Linked DNA regions of Homo sapiens: regions 2 and 3 are each linked to region 1. Evidence: read pairs that join two places in POLR2A ChIA-PET (ENCODE). Cell type or tissue: CD4-positive, alpha-beta T cell. All regions are shown on one strand. Each heading gives the region's core, and the rest is flanking DNA. Links, peaks and the distances in the headings are about the cores only.

Region 1 (7,000 bases), core at 1,364-6,363:
TTCTCTTTTGCTTTCCGTGTCTGGTGAATGCACGTAACATTCCCAATTTAGCACAGGCGTCTAGATAGACTTCAGCCATAAAATCCTAGCACAAACTAGTATTCCCTCAGTTAACAGTGAAGCTTAAATATAACTAAATACCACTGTATCTTTAAAAATAGATTTGGTTGAGAATCACCTCAAACTTAGCATGTCTAAAATCAAACACAATTCCTCCCCAAGAAACACGTTACTGTTTTTCAGACTTCCCTGATCTAAGAAATCCTCTTGGTCCCATGAGACATAAACACAGGTGACTTCCTTGGCGTTTTCCCTCATTTCCCATACCCATCCCAATCCAATCCATCACTAGATGCCATCCACCTTTACTTTCTCCCCATTCTCTTCTGCTTTCACACTGGTCTAGTGCAGTCCTCTCTTGCCTGAAGGTGGCGCAGCATCCTCACTGTCCACCGCAGGGTCTCCTACCCTCCCCACTGCAGGCAGGCAGGGCGCTGGCTCTGCAGGATGAACACTGCTGCTTAGAAATCTCCACAAGTCAGGCTTCTCATTACTCTGTGGTTTTGGGACCTTAGTACGGCCCACTGTGTCCTGCGTGATCAGGCCCAGGCACCTCATTTTCATATCCCCCTCCAAGTAAGGCCTTGCATGTGCGTTCTTTAAGGAAAACTGTTTGTTCCCTTTTCCCCCTTCATATCCAGGTTCAGTTCTTCCCAGAGGAATCCTTCCCTAATTCTCCCAACCAAGGTAATTACCCTTAAAGTAAACTTAACACGTCTTGATCACAGTAGTATTTTACTTTTTGCATTTGGTATGATTTCTCCTTATAGTCTCGTATCTACTTTTGCCCTTGGTATATGTTTGATTAATATAGTAAGATTAATAACACAATGATTAGTAGTCCTGGGGCTTAAGAGTTCTATTCATGGCATGATTTTTTTTTTTTTTTTTTGGAGACAGTCTCGCTCTGTCGCCCAGGCTGGAGTGCAGTGATGCAATCCCAGCTCACTGAAACTTCTACCCCCCAGGTTCTAGTGAGTCTCCTGCCTCAGCCTCCCTGGTAGCTGGGATTACCAAATATTGGAGTAGAGCTTCTTAACTCTGTAGAAGAGAGAACAGAATTACATTTTTGCATCTGGGCACAGTGGTGCATACCTATAGTCCCAGCCACTCAGGAGGCTGAGGCAGGAGGTCACTTGAGCCACAGGAGTTCTGGGTTTTAGGGCATTATACCAATTGGGTGTCTGCATTAACTTCGGCATCAGTAGAGTGACCCCTCAGAAGCAGGTGACCACCAGGTTGCCCAGGGAGGGTGAACCGGCCCAGGTTGCGAATAGAGCAGATGAAACATCTCTCCTATGCTGATCAGTAGTGGGATTGCACCTGTAAAAAGCCACTGCACTCCAACCTGGACAACACAGTGAAACCCGTCTCTTGAAAATAAAAAATTAAAAGAATTTTTTAGGCTGGGCACAGTGGCTTATGCCTGCAATCCCAGCACTTTGGGAGGCTGAGCCAGGCAGATCAGTTGAATTCAGGAGTTTGAGACCAGCCTGGCCAAAATGGTGAAACCCCATCTCTACTAAAAATACAAAAAGGCGTGGTGGCTCGCACCTGCAGTCCTAGCTATTCGGGAGGCTGAGACAGAGTTGCCTGAACCCTGGAGGGGGAAGTTGCAGTGAACAGAGATCGCGCCACTGTACTCCAACCTGGGCGACAGAGCAAGACTGTCTCAAAAAAAAAAAAAAAAAAAATTCTTTAAGGTATTTGGTCAGCTCCTTGATGTGCTTCTCTCACTAGATATTTTCATTGTAATGAAAGTGTTTATCCTGCCCCCCTAGATCCTTAATGTTTCTTTTCAAAGGCTTCTGTCTTTTCCTACTGAGTTTCTTCCTAGAGGTGGTAATTCTAAATGGAACAACAGACTGACGGCCTACTTCCCGAGTGCCCCCAAATGACTTCATAATTCCACAAAAGTGGCTTGGCCAGAGCCATCCACTCATCCCCTTCCTTCTTCCTTGTCAGACTACTGGTCTTTCTATTCTTGCCCCCTCCCCAGAATGAATATTTTTAGAAACCAAGTGACTCCTGATGAGCTTCTTTTTCTTCATCTGTTAAATGGGAATTCTCATTGTATCCCTATAGGCTTGGTTTGTTGGAGGAGTAAACAAATTGCCCCAGGAAAGTCTGTAGTACAGTCCCCGGCACAAAGTGCATTCTGTAAGTGGTAGTGATGTCTTGCTGTTTCAGGGGGTCTTCACTATTCAGGCCCTAATTAGATTCCTCAGTTTGGGAAGTTGAGAAGAGTCTGCCTACAACAGACACTGCTGTTCTGCTTGATGCCCAGTGCAGTAGTATTATGTGACTTTCGATGCCTTTCTGGTCTCTCCTCATGACCTTCTCCAAAACTTTATGAGCAAATATTGCTTGCCTACTTCACTCTGAGCCTTGAAGTCAATCAGTTTTGAGGGCAAGATGACTGCTGGGTCTTCTCTAATGGTCATATACAGAGCATGAAGTCTTGGAAGAAAATGAGATGGACAGAGAGACATTTACCCATGTTCCGTGCTGGTGAAAGTGTGGAATGTTACTTTGGAATCTGCTCAGAAGCCTGCTACTTCCGAACTCTGTATCCCTATGATGCTTCCTTCCCAGTGCTATATTTAGATCATATGTGCAATAAGTCACATTCTAGTAGGCAGGGTAGGCAAAGACCATCAGCAGAATGAGAGACACATGGATGAAATGTATTCTACTAATCCAAGAAATGCCGAGTGATTAAAACATTTGTGAGTCTGATCAGATTATGCTGACAGAGTGTATATGTAGGTTCATCTCATCATAATTGAAAACAATGCATACTTAGCAGCAAGGGAAATTTTGAGATTATCCATGTGCTGAATATCATGCAACCTTAATGTTAATAACATGGGAAGATATTTAATATAGAAAAAGCAAGATGCAAAGTTATACATGGTATATAACCTCAACCATTTGAAGGAAAACTAGAAAGACATATACTCTAATACTAATAGTGATTGCTTCTGGGAGATGGAATTGTCAGTAGCTTTTTGTCTTCATTCTTTCGTACCTTCCTGAGTTTTCTACAATTTGATACCATAGTTAGGGTGGGAACAGTGCAGGGGAGCAGAAAAGCCAACTGTGATTAGGACCCAGTTGTTGCAGACAGGCAACTTGGAAACACCAACCAACTAAAAATGTTAACAAACTATAGAACATTAATTGGTTTAACTGTCATGGCTTTGTTGAACCTTTAGCATTTGTTCAAATATCTAGTGCTATCATTACGGTTTTGGATCGGGCACAACATGTAAATCAGAACAGTAGTTGTAGACTCTTCACATCAGTGGTTTCCAAACTTGGTGTGTATGCCTGAATTGCCATAAAAGACTTGTTAAAAGTCCCAGCCCTCACAAGCCAGAATCCTCCTTTGGGTGAGAGCTGGTACTGCAAAATGGCATGGTAGGACCTGGGCTGACACTCCTGGTAATTCCAGCTCTGCCACTTCGTTGCTGTCTGACTGTGGATGTGATGAACACCTGGTTCAATTTCATCTCCTGCATTTTACACTGTTGTTTTGATGGCTTTGCAGATATAGTAATCCTCTTTATCTGCAGTCAATCGTGGTCTGAAAATATTAAACGGGAAACTATAGAAATACTATTCTTAAGTTTCTTTTTGTTTGTCTGCTTTTTGAGACAGAGGGTTGTTCTGTCACCCAGGCTGGAGGGCAGTGGAGCGATCATAGCTCACTGGAGCCTTAAACTCCTGGGCTCAAGCCATCTTCCCACCTCGGCCTGCCGAGTAACTGGGACTTACAGGAGTGTACCACCATGCCCAGGTAATGTATTAAATATTTTGTAGCGACTGGGTTTCAACATGTTGCCCAGGTTGGTCTCAAAACTCCTGGCCTTAAGCAGTCTTCCTGCCTCAGCCTCCCAGAGTTCTGGGATTACAGGCATGAGCCACTGCACCCTGCCATAAGTTTTAAATTGCGTGCTGTTTGGATTAGCTTGATGAAGCTTGTGCTATCCCACCCAGGAAGTGAATCATCGCTTTGTCCAGGGTTTCTACACCATAGATGCTACCTGCCCGTTAGTCACTTAGTAGCTGTCTTGGTTATCACATCAATGTTGCAATGCTTGTGTTCAAGTAACTCATAATTGACTTAATAATGGTCCCAAAGCACAAGATGCTGGCAATTTGGTTATGCCACAGAGAAGCTCTTGAAGTGAAAAGGTAAAAATTGTTGACTTAATAAGGAAAGTGAAAAAATTGTATGCCGAGGTTGCTAAAATTTGTGAGAACATATTTTCTATCTTTGAAATTGTGAAGAAGGAAAAAGAAAATCATGCTAATTTTGCTGTGACACCTCATACTGCAAAAGGTAAAAGCCACAGTATATGATGAGTGGTTAGTTACAATGGAAAAAGCATTAAATTTGTAGGTGGAAAACATGAACATCATCAATGTGTCCTGACGGATGACAAGTTTGGTACTTGCTGTGTTTCAGGCATTCACTGGGGGTCTTGGGGCCTACCCCCCATGGATAAGTGGGTACTACTATACTTTGCTTTCAATTCCTGCAACACCATAAAGCCTTCACCTCCACGTGAGCTGTTATCCTACCTGCAAGAATTCAGACTTTCGAATTGCTAACTGACCCCCAACTTCCTAGCCCTTCCCTGCTGTCCTCATTTTCACCATAGCAGTCCTTTGCCCTTCCCCTAGGTACCCCTGTGTATTCCTGGTTAACCTCTTTCTGACCACCGACCTCTGCCCACCCAAGCCCTTGAACAATATTTTTCTTGATCTTTTTACCTGCTCATGTTTCCTTATTTTGTCTGCTTATGTGGCCATTTGGCTTTTCTGTGGCATAGATGAAGAAGGTGATGACTGCAGGCGAATAAAGGAAGATGCCAGCTTTTGATTTGTTATGAGAAACATTGTACTTGAAAGAAAGAATTGTTTCATCGTTCAAATACTGGTACCAATACTGGTAGTTTCGCTCTGAGGAGCTTCTTCCGATGCACACTGGTGAGGTTTGGTTTGGTGGCAGAAGGAAAGAAATGTGTTATGAATATACCTTATTCTAGAAAATTTTTAGAGGATATTAATATATACATGGATTAATGGATGTTATCTAAAATGCTTTCCTTGAAGGACCAGGTCTCAGAGATCTTATGTAACTCTTTCTTCCTTTCTACTCTGCTGGCTGCAGATTCTCCTGTGAGAGGAAGTGGTCGGTGCTTTAGAGAACTGTTTTCCAGTTAGAAATTTCAAACTTTGTAGCCTTTTTTTTTTTTTTTTTTTTAAATCTTTGACTTCATTTCGCTCTGTTGCCCAGGCTGGAGCGCAGTGATGCGATCTCGGCTCACTGCAACCTCTGCCTCCTGGGTTCAAGTGATTCTCCTGCCTCAGCCTCCCGAGTAGTTATTACAGGTGTGTTTCACCACACCCAGCTAATTTTTGTATTTTCAGTAGAGATGGGTTTTTACCATGTTGGCCAGGCTGGTCTCGAACTCTTGACCTCAAGTGATCTGCCCGCCTCAGCCTCTCAGAGTGCTGGGATTACAGGCATGAGTCACCCATGCCTGGCCATAGGCTTTTAAAAAATAATTTCAGTCTTCAGAAATCCATGAAGATGGAAATAGAAATTGATAACAAAAGCAGAAATTGCTTTTGGACATTTTGAAGCTAACTCTGCTTGGGCAGCTTCTTGTAGCAAAAGTTGCATTTAGTGTGTTTTGTTCCTGGCTTTTTTTTTTTTTTTTGAGATGGAGTTTCACTCTTGTTGCCCATGCTAGAGTGCAGTGGTGTGATCTCGGCTCACTGCAGCCTCCACCTTCCAGGTTCAAGCGATTCTCCTGCCTCAGCCTCCCAAGTAGCTGAGATTACAAGCGCGTGCCACCACGCGCAGCTTAATTTTTGTATTTTTAGTATAGCTGGTGTTTCACCATGTTGGCCAGGATGGATTTGTCAGTCTCTTGACCTCGTGATCCACCTACCTCAGCCTCCCAAAATGCTGGGATTACAGGCATGAGCCACCACGCCTGGCCCCTGGCTCTTTTCTAGAAACAAGTGTCCCATTCTTGATCTGGGAGAACATTAAGTACAAAAATATACCTTTTAACTTTTGCCAGTTTAAAGCCATCAATGTCCTGGTGAAAGAAGATGTGGAATTCTTAGTATCAGCTGTTTAGTACCATTTGCAACAACTCTGAAATGCTTAGCCAGCCCTGAGTGAAGATGAAAATCTGCATTTAAATGTAATTTGTCTTACATGATGAGTGGAGATTTTTGTCATCAGAAATTGATTTGAAAAAATCAACAGATTAACATTTTTCTCCAAAGTGGAGGTGGCTGTTTGAGTGTAAAGGTAATGTGCTCCTCTAAGAGTCACAGTTAAGTATAAGGAAACAAAAACATCTGTAATCCCACCACATGGAACAACTTGCTAATATTTGTGTATATTCCTTTCTGCTTCATGTGTAACCATTTTTACATTTAAATCTTTACTCCTTTGGGAATCTCTTGGAAGAGGAGATGTAGAGATCTTAATTCTCACCAAAATTTTTCTGGCTCTTACCATTTAGTGAATTGTTCATCTTTTTGCCACTGAATTTTATAATGCCATATTTGTCAAAATTGTTCATTTCTGGTGTCTGTTTCATTGATCGGTTTAGTCCTATTCCAGCACCCCACTGTTAATACTGTATTTTTATAACATGCTTTTCAAGACTGTAAAGGCAAGTCTCTTGTCATTTGTGTTTTAGGGGAAGGGACATTTCTTGTGTATTTATTTATTTTTATGAATAAAAACGGGATTGTTTATATTAAATGCTCCCCAGCCTCCCCTTCCCACCTCAAAAACAACAACAACAACAACAACCCTGGACTTGTTTAAATAGGAGAGAATGCATGAATGCAAGTCTTTACATTAAGGCTCCCATAGACTGTTTATTCAAATTCTTTTTTT
Region 2 (7,000 bases), core at 1,188-6,187, 930 kb after region 1:
AATGTATTTTCTCTTCCTTATGATTTTAGTAACATTTTAAAATTAAAATAACATTTTCCTTATGATTTTCTTAACATTTTATTTTCTCTAGCTTACTGTATTGTAAGAATAGAGTATATAATACATATAATATATAAAATATGTGTTAACAGTTTATGTTATTGATAAGGCTCTGGTCAGCAATAGACTGTTAGTTAAGCTTTGGGGGAGTCAGAAGTTATACACGGATCTTTGATTGTGTGTGAGGGTCCAGCACCCCTAATCCCCACTTTGATCAAGAGTTAACTGTATTTGGTCGTCTTCTCCTTTTCCTGGCATACAACTACTAAAATCCTTGGAATCTCCAAAGTGATGTGTCTTTTTGTATGCTAATAAGACGGCTGATGGTTGGCAGCTTCAGGGTGAGGCTGGTCATCAGAAAGACCAAGGCATAATTAGAGAATTGGCATTTCAGCCCCACCCCCCAACCTCTGGGAGGGTAAAGGAAGGAGAGTGAAGGTTAAATGATCACCAATGGCAAGCAATTTAATCAATCACACCCACATAATGAAGTTTCCATAAAAACCCAAAAGGACAGGGTTAGGGAGCTTCTGGATAGCTGAACATGTGGAGTTTCCTGGAGGGTGGGGGCTTAATGGAAGCACTGCATCCCTTCCCATATGCCTTGCCTATGCATCTTTTCATCTGCATCCTTTATAATAGGCCAGTATACACGTTTTCTTGAATTCTGTAAGCCACTCTAGCAAATTAACTGAATCCAAGGAGGGGGCTGTGGAAACCCCAATTTACAGCCAGTTGGTCAGAAGCACAAGCAAAATAACCTGGGGCTTTCAATGGGCATTGGAAATGGGATGCAGTCTTGTGGGACCCAGTCCTCAACTAGTGTAATCTAATACTATCTCCAGGTAGACAGAGTCAGAATTGAATTGAATTAAAGGATACCCAGCTGGTGTCTGCTGCAGAATTGCTTGCTGGTGGGAAGAAATCTCCACAGACCTGGCATCAGAATTGTGTTGTTGAGAGGATAGTGGGAGAAACTGAGTATGTTTTATCCACTCAATTTCCTTTACACTCAAATGGCCTTCAAAGGCACATCTGATTTGGCCTTCTTTATGGTAGATTAATAGCCACATTCATCCAATCTCGTATACCCTTCCCTTTATAATTTGGATTTCCCACTCCTGTCAAGAGGTGGCTTCTGGCCAGGCACGGTGTCTCATGCCTGTAATCTCAACATTTTGGGAGGCCAAAAGGCAGGAGGATCACTTGAGCCCAGGAGTTTGAGACCAAGCCTCAGCAACATGGTGAGACCCTACCTCTACAAAAAAGAAATAAATTAGCAAAGCGTGGTGGCACATTTTTGTGGTCCCAGCTACTCAGGAGGCTGAGCCAGGAGGATGGCTTGAGCCCAGGAGATCCAGGCTGCAGTGACCTGTGTTTGTGCCAGTGCACTCTAGCCTGGGCAACAGAGTAAGACCCTGTCTCAAAAAAAAAAAAAAAAAAAAAGAGATGGAATGTATTTCTCCATCCAGTGAAACTGGGTTTGGTCATGGTCTTGCTTTGGCCAAGTGAAGTGTCAGCAAATGTGACATGAACAGTGAAATGTTAGCAAATGTGACACAAGCAGAGGCTTAAAAAGTATTTGTGCATTGGAGTCTGTCCTTTCTTGTTGCACTGAGATCTCCAGCACACTTTACATCTCAGTTATTGACAACCTCATCCTTATAATAGCTATTCAGGCTAAAATCCTTGTAGGTTGTCTACGTGGATGAGTGTTAAAAAGAAAAAATAAAATAAAACCTTGAGAGGTCCAGCCAACAGCCAGTACCTACTACCAGACACATGAGGAAGGGAGGCCATCTTAGACCATCTAGGTCCACCTGAGCCCCCCAACAACTATAATGACACGAGGCAAGACCAGCCTAAGAACCACCTAGTGGAGCCCAGCCCAAATGGCTGACTCAAAATTGTGAGCAAATAAAACAGTTATATTAAGCTAATATTTTTATTATTTTTTTAAGACAGTCTCACTCTGTCACCCAGGCTGCAGTGCAGTAGCCTGATCATAGCTCACTGCAGTCCCAAACTCCTGGGCTCAAGCGATTCTCTCACCTCAACCTCCTGAGTAGCTGGGACTACAGGCACACACCACCATGCCTGGCTAATTTTTATTTTTTTTAAAGACAAGCTCTCACTATGTTGCTCACGCTGGTCTTGAACTCCTGACCTCAAGTGATCCTCTTGCCTCAGCCTCCTGAGTACCTGGGATTACAGGTGCAAGCCACTGTGCCTGGCTAAGCCACTAAGTTTTAAGGTGGGGTGTTACACAGCAATAGATAACTGATACACTGTATTAAATCTCTCACACTCCCAATTCCTGCCACTCTTCCCTCTCTTAATTATTGCTCTAATCATACCAACTAACCTCTTTTTAATTCCTTGTAAACACTGTGAAAACTCCTGCAGTTATTCTGGCTGTACCCCTGCCTGGAATGCTCATTCCTCAGCTGAACGGCTAACCTGCTCTCCTCTTTCAAGCCTTCCTTCAAATGTCTTGTTTTAAATGAAGCTTATGCTTACTGTTCTATTAAAAATGGCAGTCTACCCTCAATGTCCAGCACTTCCAATTCCTCTTACCCTGCTTTATTGTATTTATTTATTTTGAGAAAGGATCTTGCTCTGTCACCCAGGCTGGAGCGCAGTGGTAATTTAGCTCACTGCAACCTCCACTGCCCTACCCTGCCCCGGGATTCAAGTGATCCTCCCATTTCAGCCTTCCAAGTAGCTGGGACCACAGAGTCAGCTACATTTTTTCTTCTCAAATCCTGCCTTCAAAATGTTCATTCTGTAATTTGGAATGAACTCTTCACAAAGCATGTGCAGGCCGGGTGTAGTGGCTCATGTCTATAATCCCAGCACTTTGGGAGGCCGAGGCAGGCAGATCACGAGGTCAGGAGATTGGGACTATCCTGGCTAACACCGTGAAACCCCAACTCTACTAAAAATACAAAAAAAAAAAAAAAAAAAAAATTAGCTGGGCGTGGTGGCAGGCACCTGTAGTCCCAGCTACTCGTGAGGCTGAGGCAGGAGAATCGCGTGAACCCAGGAGGCAGAGCTTGCAGTGAGCCGAGATGGCGCCACTGCACTCCAGCCTGGGCGACAGAGCGAGACTCCGTCTCAAAAACAAACAAACAAAAAACACAAAGCGTGTGCAATCTCATGCAAGGAGGTCATATATGAAACCCTATCTATAGCAGTTTTATGTATCTAGATTGTTATATTAAAAGTTTTAGATACTAGGGGCAAGTACCTCATTTGTGAACATTTTAATCATTGTTTCAATGAGAATATTTTAGTTTACCAATCAATAAATAGTTCAGGTAAGAGAGAGACAAAGGTAGGGAAGCAAGGAAATAGTTTAATCCAGGGATCCCCAACCCCTGGGCCGCAGACCAGTACAGGTCAGTGGCCTGTTAGGAACCAGGCCACACAGTAGGAGGTGAGCAGCAAGCGAGTATTACCACCTGAGCTCCACCTCCTGTCAGATCAGTGGTGGCATCAGCTTCTCATAGGAGCACAAACCCTATTATGAACTGCGCTTGCGAGGGATCTAGGTTGCATGCTCCTTATGATAATCTAACTAATGCCTGATGACCTGAGGTGAACAGTTTCATCCCCAAACCATCCCACTCCAACCTTGCCCACAGACACCCCGACCCCATCTGTGGAAAAATTGTCTTCCACAAAACCGGTCCCTGGTGCCAAAAAGGTTGGGGACTGCTGGTTTAATCTACACTCACTCACTCAGGTACTAACTATATTGTTTTGATCATACTGTCTCTACTCTTATAAGTTAATGCAATCAGCAAATAAAATCAATTAAAAATATTTAAATTATGTTTTATGCCCTCCCCCACCTGACTATCAATAATGGAAAAAAAGGAGTTAACTTCTCTTTTACTGTTAGTCTCCACCCACTATTCCTTTAGGGCTCTCCTATGAATCCTTTCCTTCTGATCACCCCACTCACCCTGGGCTAGCATTCTTAATAAAATAGATAAGTAAACTGACCTTTTATAACCTCAGAACAAACAGAGATGTGTCAGGGGTTTTGAATCCAAGATATATAGCAAACAACAGAAAAAGAGGGTACAGACCAGAGGCACAAATCTGCTTAAAAAGTTGGCATTTAAATTATCAACCATAAGGCATAAGAGGGTAATTCAATATCAAACTTCACAGTGAAAAATCTGTTTGGATCTTAAATCCAACTGCTCAATAGCAAACAATATGAATGTACATTAACTTCAGAATCAGGCAAAACTATAAAGAATCTCCTTTGCTTTAGTATTTATCTCTTAGAAAATATGTATCATTTATAAGATCAACTAAAAAATGGCAAGGTCAACTAAAAAAAATGGTAAAATCAAACTATAGGCTAAGTTTGTACTCAGGACTATGGATGAAATGTGAAAATGGTGGTTGTGTTGAATAAAGCTGGATCATCCTCCAATCCAGTTTTATCTCAGAGATTTGTTCTGCTGATCTGGAGATACAAGTTTCACACTGAGATATGTGTATATTGCTTTACAATTCAGAAAATTTCCAAGTCCTTGGGAAAAATACTTTGAAAATAAGTAGCTGAGCACTAAGAAATCTTTTTCTTTTTTTTTTTTTTTTTTTGGCCACCTAGATCCATCAAGAATTTTTTTTTTTTAATTTAATAAGTATTCCAGGTGGCTCTAAATCAAATTCCTATTTGTTATGCATGCCTGGCATCTTCGAATTTAACCCATGTTTTTCCCAAGCAGTCCAAGGCAAATGAAACTCTTGTTCATTGAAAGAAACACTGATTTTCCAGTAACTATTTCGCTTGAGAAAGTGAGGATGACACTTACTCTGCAATGAAGCAGCCCATTACACACAAGAGACGGGACACTCCAGGATGATCTGAGCATGTCCATACAGCTACAGAGCACCCTCTACATTCTGTCCAAATAGCTTTGGGTAAAATGAACAACTAGGAAACACATATTATGCTTCTCCATTATTACAACCTTACACAAGTCAGTCCTAAAATAGCAAATGCCCCTGGCTGAGATCTACTGCTGAAAAACGCTAAGTTTCAGCAGCTCAGGCTATTTCCTTTGTCTGTCTATTCAACCAGCCCCCACTTAAAGCTGCAGGACTAACTAACTATAGGATTCAGGATGAGATTTTTTTTTTTTTTTTTTTAAAAGACAGATACACACACATATACAACATACGGTTTCCGAGGAGAGTGAGGGCTCCATGCTTGTGAGAGAGGAGGAGGAGGAATATGCCGAATAACCCTCAGGTTTCTCCCAGATTTGAACATGTTGTACTGTGGCATGAGGTCAGCAGAGACTTACTCCAGCCCTGTGAGGCTGAATTCTACCCTGACAAAGCAGTATCACTGTAATATGAAGCAAGAGGATTCAGGGCATGTTGGCAGCTGTACAGAATGCCTGTTCTAGAAAGTAATGGCAATTCCAAAACAAGAGATCTATGGTGTCACATGAGATAATCTTCAGCCCAGTTAAGCAATAAGCACCCAAAATACTTTGAATCCCAAACACAGGCAGCTCAAAAGTTTAATGGTAGAAAAGAACTTTTCTCCTTGACCCTATTTTGTGTCTGGAGGAAATAATCAGGAAGAAGAAAACTGGAAGAATCATTAGTTAATTTGATCTGTATCATAAACAACATACTGATTCTGATCTGATCTGTTCCTGGGCACTACGACCTAGCTGAAGAACCCCAAACCACCTCTGTGACTTTACTATGGAACAGGGAGAATATTCTGGAAATACATTTTTGGTAATGGATATATGCCAGAACTGAAGGTGTGAATAACCTCATTTTTCATATGTGCCCAAAAGGCAAACCTAATATACATCATCATTTCTTTTTAGTTCAAGAATGTGTGCCTTTAGAAATTCTTCCTCCAAAGAAGAGGGGCACTAAAAAAGGAGCCAGAACATGAATTTTCTACCAAGAGAAAACAGGGCAATGCAGACATTCCTTTACATTTTATGGTGTCCCTTATACTATGAAAGTTCTATTCTAGACCAAAAGTGACCCAATAGTTTTATAACAAGTAAAATTTAGCCAGGAAACACAAGACAATGGAGATAAAAGAAAACTGTACTACAGCACTAATGGGAAGGTAAATCTATAAGAAGTTCTTCAATAGTTCAGTGGGATAAGGAGGGATAAGGAATAAAGAAATAAAAACTTTTCAAGATACACTAGCTTTGTTTTTATACATATAGCTTACTAATATTGGATTTTAAAAGGAGATACATATAACTTATTTACAGATTTCCAAATTTCTGATAAAGTTTTTGAGGATCTACATTTGTACCCAAAAACCTAAAGATAATCATACAATTTCATTTTCTTTTTCTTTTTGAGACAGGGTCTTGCTCTGCCATCCAGGCTGAAGTGCAATGGTGTGATTTCAGCTCACCGCAACCTCCGCCTCCTGGGCTCAGGTGATTCTCCTGCCTCAGCCTCCCAGGTAGCTGGAATTACAAGTATGTGCCACCACACCCACTAATTTTGTATTTTTAGTAGAGATGGGGTTTCACCATGTTGGCCAGGCTGGTCTCAAACTCCTGACAAGTGATCCTCCTGCCTTGGCCTCCTAGAGTGTTGGGATTACAGATGTGAGCCACTGTGCGCGGCCTAATCGTACAATTTCTAATATAATTTTTTCATTCTTTAAGAATTTTACTTCAATAAAAACGAAACATAGCATCTTATTTTTTTAAGTAAATAGAAAAAAGAAATAGAAAAAAGTCATTATAGAAATAGAAAAAAGAAAATAGAAAAAAATCATTACTGGATTGTTTCAAAGCAGGTAATTTTGAAAGACTGGATAGGCAAGTTTCCTGTATTAATAAACTTTTCTTTAGGTCATTTTATAAGAACCTCTGAAAGAGTAATCTACTTTGAACATTGATTTTTTTTTTTG
Region 3 (7,000 bases), core at 1,284-6,283, 73 kb after region 1:
CCTTGGTGGCCACTTCTAAAAACTGAGTGGCATTCATGCCTGTGAAGCCCTCTAGCTTTTGCAGCTTCCCCTGATGTCCCCCTGGGCTTGTCCTACAAATGCTGTGTTCACCATGCACTGATCTTCAGTGGCCGCGGGGTCAAATGGGGGAGTATAAAACTGGAACACCTCGCTGGGTGCAGTTGCTCATGCCTGTAATCCCAGCACTTTGGGAGGCCGAGGCGGGCGGATCATGAGGTCAGGAGATTGAGACCATCCTGGCTAACACAGTGAAACCCTGTCTCTACTAAAAAATACAAAAAATTAGCCGGGCGTGATGGTGGGCACCTGTAGTCCCAGCTACTCGGGAGGCTGAGGCAGGAGAATGGCATGAACCTGGGAGGCGGAGCTTGCAGTGAGCCAAGATCGCACCACCACACTCCAGCCTGGGAAACAGAGCGAGACTCCGTCTTAAAAAAAAAAAAAAAAAAAAACCGGAGCACCTCACAGAGTCTCTCATAAAACTGGCTGGGGCTTTCATCAATTCCCTGAAGCACCTCTGAGATCTTTCCTATATTGACGGCCTTCTTTCTACCCTCCCTTAACCCTTGCAGCAGTGCTTCTTGGTACCTCTGTAGGTGCTGAAACTGGGTTGCATCATTTGGGTCCCAGTTAGGGTCTGCTTCTGGGAACTGGCCCCGAGCGTAAGCCTGAACATTAAGTGTGCCTTCTGGTGCACTGGCTTTTAACCAGTGGAGGGCTGCCTGGGTTACCCTCCGGCACTCCTCGGTGTTAAACAGTGTCAGTAGTTGCTGTTTGCAGTCTGGCCAAGTTGGACTGTGTGTCAGGAAGATGGACTGCATAGATCTGTGAGGGCTTGGGGCTTCTCCATGTAGGAGGGAGTATGGTGTTTCCAGTTTAGGAGATCGGTGGTTGAAAAAGGCTGGTAAATGAAAGTTCGTTCTCCTCCTTGGACTTGGCCCTGTTCATTATAATAAAGAGGTCCCCTTGTTTCCCTGAGAGGCATTTGCATAACCTGGGTGCAGCCAGACTGGAGGCAGCCTGCTTAATCATCCTGACTTTGCTCCTTGACCTCCTGGGATGAGAGCTCAGATTTCTCCCTCTGGGGTGTAGCCTGGGGCGTATCACCATCTGAGTCTGGCTGCTCAGGAGCCAGCCTTGGTAAAGGGGGGTATTGGAGTGTAGGGAGGAGGGGTCTCTATCTCCTCCAGTGGTTCCTGCAAAACCTGTGGCTTTCCCTTTGTCTCTGCAGCTGACAGTGAAGCTGAATTCTCTTTCACTTTTGGCTCAACTCAAGCTACGAGCGTTCTGCAATAAGCTGCTAGGCAGGGCTGCATTCAGACCATAAGGGAATTGGTCTGGATGCCCTGGCTGTTCTCTGACCCTAGTCACCACCCGATATACATGGCCAATTGTTTCTCTATCTATAGTCCTTTAGGCCAGCCATCCTACACTAAAAGAAGGCCATTCTATTTCACAGAGAGTTCTTAACCTCTGGGGGGTCAACTTGATTCCATAGTCCCTCTTATAACCTTTCTTAAAATTCTTTAACATACATTCTAACCGGGTAGGTTTTGACGACTTCCCTCCCATTTCCTCCTTTTTTGGCACAACACACTCTCACTTTCGCTTCAGACCAATTAGATCGTCTCCCTTGCGGGAGTCTTTCAGATGCTGCTTAGCTTTGGAGTGATCGTTAATCCCCCCACAATTACTAAATTGCGGGGCACCTTTCTGAGCCATATGTGGTAGCCCACGTAGGATGTTTGCCACTAGTCCCGGTCAGTCCCACACTTTGCTCGAAGCATACGGTCTATGCTAAGAGACCTGCAACCCCCACGTGTCACTCCCTGTGTTGGTTCCTTCCAGAACCATCTCTTTCACATGCACTCACACACCTCCCTGCTTCCAGTTTCCTTTCTCAACCAACTTAGCAAGCTACTCTCGCGTCCTGGTTTGGCTGGGGTGTAGGTTTCAACCGAAATAGTGAGCCACTCTCGCGTCCTAGGTCAGATTACTTGTACGCCCTAGGTGCCAGTTTCATCTGACTTTGCGAGCCACTCTTGTATCCTGGGTTGGACTACTTGGTGCACTCCCGGGAGTTGATCAGGTTCCCTTCCGCCCTTATGGGACAGGTCCTGCCTTGGGCCCCGAACCTTACTGTGGTCCTGAAGCATGCTGTTCCTGGAATCATCCTGTAGCCCCTTTAGGTTCTGTTGCGCTGTTGGGTAGGGGCACTGGATCACAGGAGAGCTGATCTCCCCTCTGGGTTGAAGTTCTCCTGATGGTCCCTGGGGTCACAGGCCTCCCCTGGCCTGGGGCTCCAGTTCCACAGGCAAAGGAGACAGTAAACCTGTCATCTCCGCTCCTGGCTGGCTTGCCAAAATGTTGTGGGAATCAGGAGACTGGAGAGACCAAAGGGTGAAATAGGAGGATTTTATTCAGGTGGCCACTGGCCCAGCGGATTAATATCCAGAGGCTGAGCAACGAACAAAGATCAGGCTTGACTTTTATTCAGGCGACTGAAGGGGAGTGGCTAGCCAGTGGTGCAAAACTTGCGGGGTGGGGAAAGCGAGCTTACAGAAGCAGAACAAAGGCAGTTAATCAAACTGTGACAGGTTTTGCAATTCAGGCATGTCTTGTGACCTTTGCCATCCTGCATAGATGGGAAAACATGAACTTATAAAATCCTTGCAAACTTGCAGAAATAGTTACAAAAATAGTTATAAGAGCAGAACAAAGAATGATGGCATGGGGAAAGAATTCCAGGGGGAGACTAAGAACTTGCTTTTCTCGTCCCTGCTCTTGGATCCCATTTCTTTGGGGCCCCTGCCTGGCCTTGCAGATAATGTTATCATAGCTCCAACTGGACTTGTTTTCCCTTTACTTGTTTTTCTCATATTTCCTGCTTCAGGACAGTGCAGCCAAGAGAGGCAGAGCCAGCCTGTGACTGTGCTGACCAAGAGCCAGGCTGGGGAGCCTTCTCTCCTGCTCTGGGCTTCTTTGCACACCCTTTGTTTGTTCAGCCTGTCTGTCCGCCATGGAACATCCACAAGACAGGACAAAATGCAGCCATAAATACAACGCAGGGGGGCCGGGCAGGAGGGAGGGGCGCTGGCTGTAAAAGGGTAGCACAACACTAGGCACTTGTGGTGGTGGCCATGTTCAGTGTCGTGACTGTGGGGGGCGGTTACACATGCCAACATGGGTGGCAAAATCGTCCTGGAGCTTTGCACACTGTTACCATTGCGGGAAACTGGGCAAAGGGTATAAGGGATCTCTGTATTATTTCCTGCAACTTATGTGAGTCTACAATTACCTTAACATTTTGCCATGCTGGATAAGAACATTTACTGACACAGAACCATGCTTCAGGAGATTGCTGAGTGAAAAGGCCAGATGACGAGTTTACAGCCAGCACTTCATAGACAGTGATGGGGCTGTCATAACCAAATGTGAGGTGAAATGAGAAGATGGCCATAGAGGAAGGGATGAGAAGTCTTGTTTACAGTCCAGGCTTGGGGAATACAGTAAATCTGAGGTTCCATCTATAGGTAGCAATACTTACACACATAAAAGTCATGAAACAGTATTTGCAGTGTGATTCCACTTTTGTTTAAAAATGTTATAAAATCACATGCTTCTAATTGTATATTATGCATACATTATATAGACACATAGAAAAGCTCTAAGCAGATGTATTTCAACATGTTTAAGAGTGATTCTGTCCTGAGGATGGGATACTAAGGGCTAAAGTTTCTCGCTGGTGCGTGTCTCTGTTTTACGGCAATCCTATGGTAAGCACCATCTGCGTGGGGTGCAGGAGGTGAAGGGGAGACCAGCTTGCACTCAGGAGGTCAATCTCAGCCTCCTGTCTGTGGTTCTGCCCTCCCGCATTCTGTGGCTCCACACTTCAGTGCCCCATTTCTGCTGTGGCCACCTCCTAGTTCAGGGGGCTTGTGCAGAGTCCCATGCTCCCTTATTGGCTCACAGACCTCAGGCCTCACCCCCCCCACCCACTCATTCTCTCTCTCTTCCCCCTCTCTCACACACACATCACCACCATCACACATGTGCTCACACACACACACCCTGCTGGACTCCCGGCTTTGCTGCTCTCTCCACTTGGCCCACACTGGGCTCTCTGTAAAATACACTCTGCTGACAACACTGTATACCCCTCTGAATCCTTACCAGAAGGGGGACCAGGAAGAAATTGAGGCACAGGGAGGTTGAGCTCCTTGCCCCCAGTCACACAGGTTGCAAGGAGTGGAGATAGGGCTGCAGGTTCCAAGCCCAGACTGCCTCCCACGACATCACAGCTGCCATTCTTCTCTCCTTGCTACTCTCTCCTCAAAGCACCAGCCAGGGGCCCGGCTTCCCTGGTCTTACTGGCCTTGCCAGTGCTGAGAGTGGACAGGTGCTCCCAGTTACCTGTGGCACCTCCACGGCAGAAATGAAGACGTGGAGGCAGAAGATCTTGGAGCCATTGTAGCCGACCACAAAGCCCTGCAGCTTCTGCCAGTGCACAGGGAAGATGCTGGCTTTGATGTTGAGGTTGCCTCCTCCCGAGAAGCAGAGCATGTCCTCACACTGGGTGTTCCAGGCCACACTGTTGGCGTTTGGTTCCTGGGGGACAGGGACAGTGGGGATCCTGTGAGAACCACCCTGGGCTTGGGCAGCGCTTGCACATTTCAGCCTAATACCCTTTTAATGACTGAATCCCACTAAATTGCTTACAGTGGGATGGAGGGAAAAGGAGGAAAGGGGACCAAAAAGAAATGAACAGAGGCAAGAGAAATGAACAGAGGCAAGCCCCTCCATGCACCTGCGTGTTGTTGGAATTTTTGAGTAAGCAGGCGTTACTTTTGAAAAATATTCCCCTGACAATTCCTCAAGGATCTAGAATTAGAAGTTCCATTTGACCCAGCCATCTCATTACTGGGTATATATCCAAAGGATTATAAATCATGCTGCTATAAAGACACACGCACATGCATGTTTACTGCAGCACTGTTCACAATGGCAGAGACTTGGAACCAACCCAAATGTCCATCAAGATAGACTGGATTAAGAATATGTGGCACATATACATCATGGAATGCTATGCAGCCATAAGAAAGGATGAGTTCATGTCCTTTGTAGGGACATGGATGAAGCTGGAAATCATCATTTTGAGCAAACTATCGCTAGGACAAAAAAACCAAACACTGCATGTTCTCACTATAGGTGGGAATTGAACAATGAGAACACTTGGACACAGATGGGGAACATCATACACCGGGGCCTGTCATGGAGTCGGGGGGGAGGGATAGCATTAGGAGATATACCTAATGTAAATGACAAGTTAATGGGTGCAGCACACCAACATGGCAGATGTATACATATGTAACAAACCTGCACGTTGTGCACATGTACCTTAGAACTTAAAGTATAATATAAAAAAAAAAGAAAAATATTCTCCTGCAATATGAGTCCCTATATAGAAAGTGGAGAATCAGACCAGGTGCAGTGGCTCACACCTGTAATCCTAGCACTTTGGGAAGCCAAGGCGGGTGGATCACCTGAGGTCAGGAGTTCGAGACCAGCCTGGCCAACATGGTGAAACCCTGTCTCTACTAAAAATACAAAAATTAGCCGGGCGTGGTGGCATGTGCCTGTAATCCCAGCTACTCGGGAGGCTGAGGCAGGAGAATGGCTTGAACCCGGGAGGCAGAGGCTGCAGTGAGCCAAGATCATGGTGGCATTGCCTGGGCAACAAGAGCGAAACTGTCTCAAAAAAAAGAAAAGAAAAAAAAAGAAGGTGGAGAATCAGCAAAGTGGGATTCCACTTCTATTACAGAAGGAATATACATCTCTGTAAACAGAAGATTTACAAGAATATGTTCCAAAGGATTAACAGCGTTAATGGGTGGGCGAAATTGTGTAATGAGAAAATCTTTTTTGTTTGCCTGAATTTGTTCTGTCATGAACATCTATCTATTGTTTGATAATAAGAGAAAGAACGGTAAGTTATTTGTAAGATTTGAAAAGAATATCTTGTTCTTTGCATTTACAGTCCACACATTGTGAAAATAGTCACCCTGGGAGGCACCCACTGCACCTCAGTTCCCTGCTCAGCCCTGGAGCCTCAGGGACCAGTAGATGCTCACAGCTTTCTGCCTAGAATGTTTTACAATGTCTGAATCTTTTATAAATGAGCGCAGATTGCTTCTATAATGAGAAAAAAATATATAGCTGTTTTATGTGTAGGGGGAGGGGCAGTGGAGAAGAGGAAAAGCCAGCAGGCAATGTCACAGCTGGGAATGCTGATGTCTCCTGGCAGGGCTGAGAATCACCTCCCCTAGCCTGCTATAGAGCCAGCAGTGGGGACGGGGGCACGCAGACACCCTTCCACATTTGTATGATTCTAGGCTCAGACACAGATTCACATTTGGGGCCAGCTACGCCCCCTATAGGTGGGAGGTGAGGCTGGGAAGAAGGGAGGTAACATTTCAGGCCCCATTTTGTGCCCAGCACTGAGCTAGGCACTGTGGTATCTTGTTCATTCCTGTAGCAATTCTGTGAGGGGCAATTACTAATTTCATTTTAGAGAAAAGAAATCAAGGCTCAGAGAGGCTCACTAACTTGCTTAAGATCACACAGGAAGGGATGCAGGCAGGACCCAAGCCTAGGTCAGCCTGAAGGGTGTGCCCTCTCTTTCCCCCGAACCATTCTACTCTCTCAGGGACATGAGTGAGTTGAGACTGACAGGGAGTCACCTCTGGGCTAGAGGTGGCCAGGTAACTCCTTTTTTTTTTTTTTTTTTTTTTAAGAGATGGAGTCTCGCTCTGTCGCCCAGGCTGGAGTACAGTGGCGCGATCTTGGCTCACTGCAAGCTCCACTTCCCGGGTTCATGCCATTCTCCTGCTCAGACTCCCAAGTAGCTGGGACCACAGGCACCTGCCACCACGCCCAGCAAATTTTTTGTATTTTTAGTAGAGACGGGGTTTCACTATGT

Evidence for each region. ChIA-PET counts read pairs that join two places held together with the same protein. Peaks named below come from ENCODE experiments on the same cell type or tissue, not always from the same donor. Only the 100,000 strongest peaks of a DNase experiment are listed, where the experiment ranks them.
Region 2: POLR2A ChIA-PET joins it to region 1 with 5 read pairs; 2 of 35 experiments call an interaction of 5 or more read pairs at or near these places.
Region 3: POLR2A ChIA-PET joins it to region 1 with 6 read pairs; 9 of 35 experiments call an interaction of 5 or more read pairs at or near these places.

What each region holds. Positions count from the first base shown.
Region 1 is chr3:128,784,013-128,791,012 of GRCh38, forward strand. All of the region lies in intron 1 of RAB7A (RAB7A, member RAS oncogene family), which reads left to right. It also overlaps the pseudogene RN7SL698P. Among named protein-coding and RNA genes, the nearest start is that of MIR12124, 59 kb to the right of the region's middle. In CD4-positive, alpha-beta T cell, for the core only: a CTCF peak has its summit at 3,493; DNase peaks (open chromatin) are centred at 3,459, 4,079, 4,989 and 5,079; H3K4me3 peaks cover 1,380 bases; H3K27ac peaks cover 4,777 bases.
Region 2 is chr3:129,718,697-129,725,696 of GRCh38, forward strand. The region is part of intron 4 of TMCC1 (transmembrane and coiled-coil domain family 1); the gene reads right to left. Among named protein-coding and RNA genes, the nearest start is that of PLXND1, 120 kb to the left of the region's middle. In CD4-positive, alpha-beta T cell, for the core only: no CTCF peak of the experiment used is centred there; no DNase peak of the experiment used is centred there.
Region 3 is chr3:128,857,294-128,864,293 of GRCh38, forward strand. It overlaps the pseudogene IFT122P3. Among named protein-coding and RNA genes, the nearest start is that of MIR12124, 14 kb to the left of the region's middle. RefSeq lists an enhancer at 6,914-7,000. In CD4-positive, alpha-beta T cell, for the core only: no CTCF peak of the experiment used is centred there; no DNase peak of the experiment used is centred there.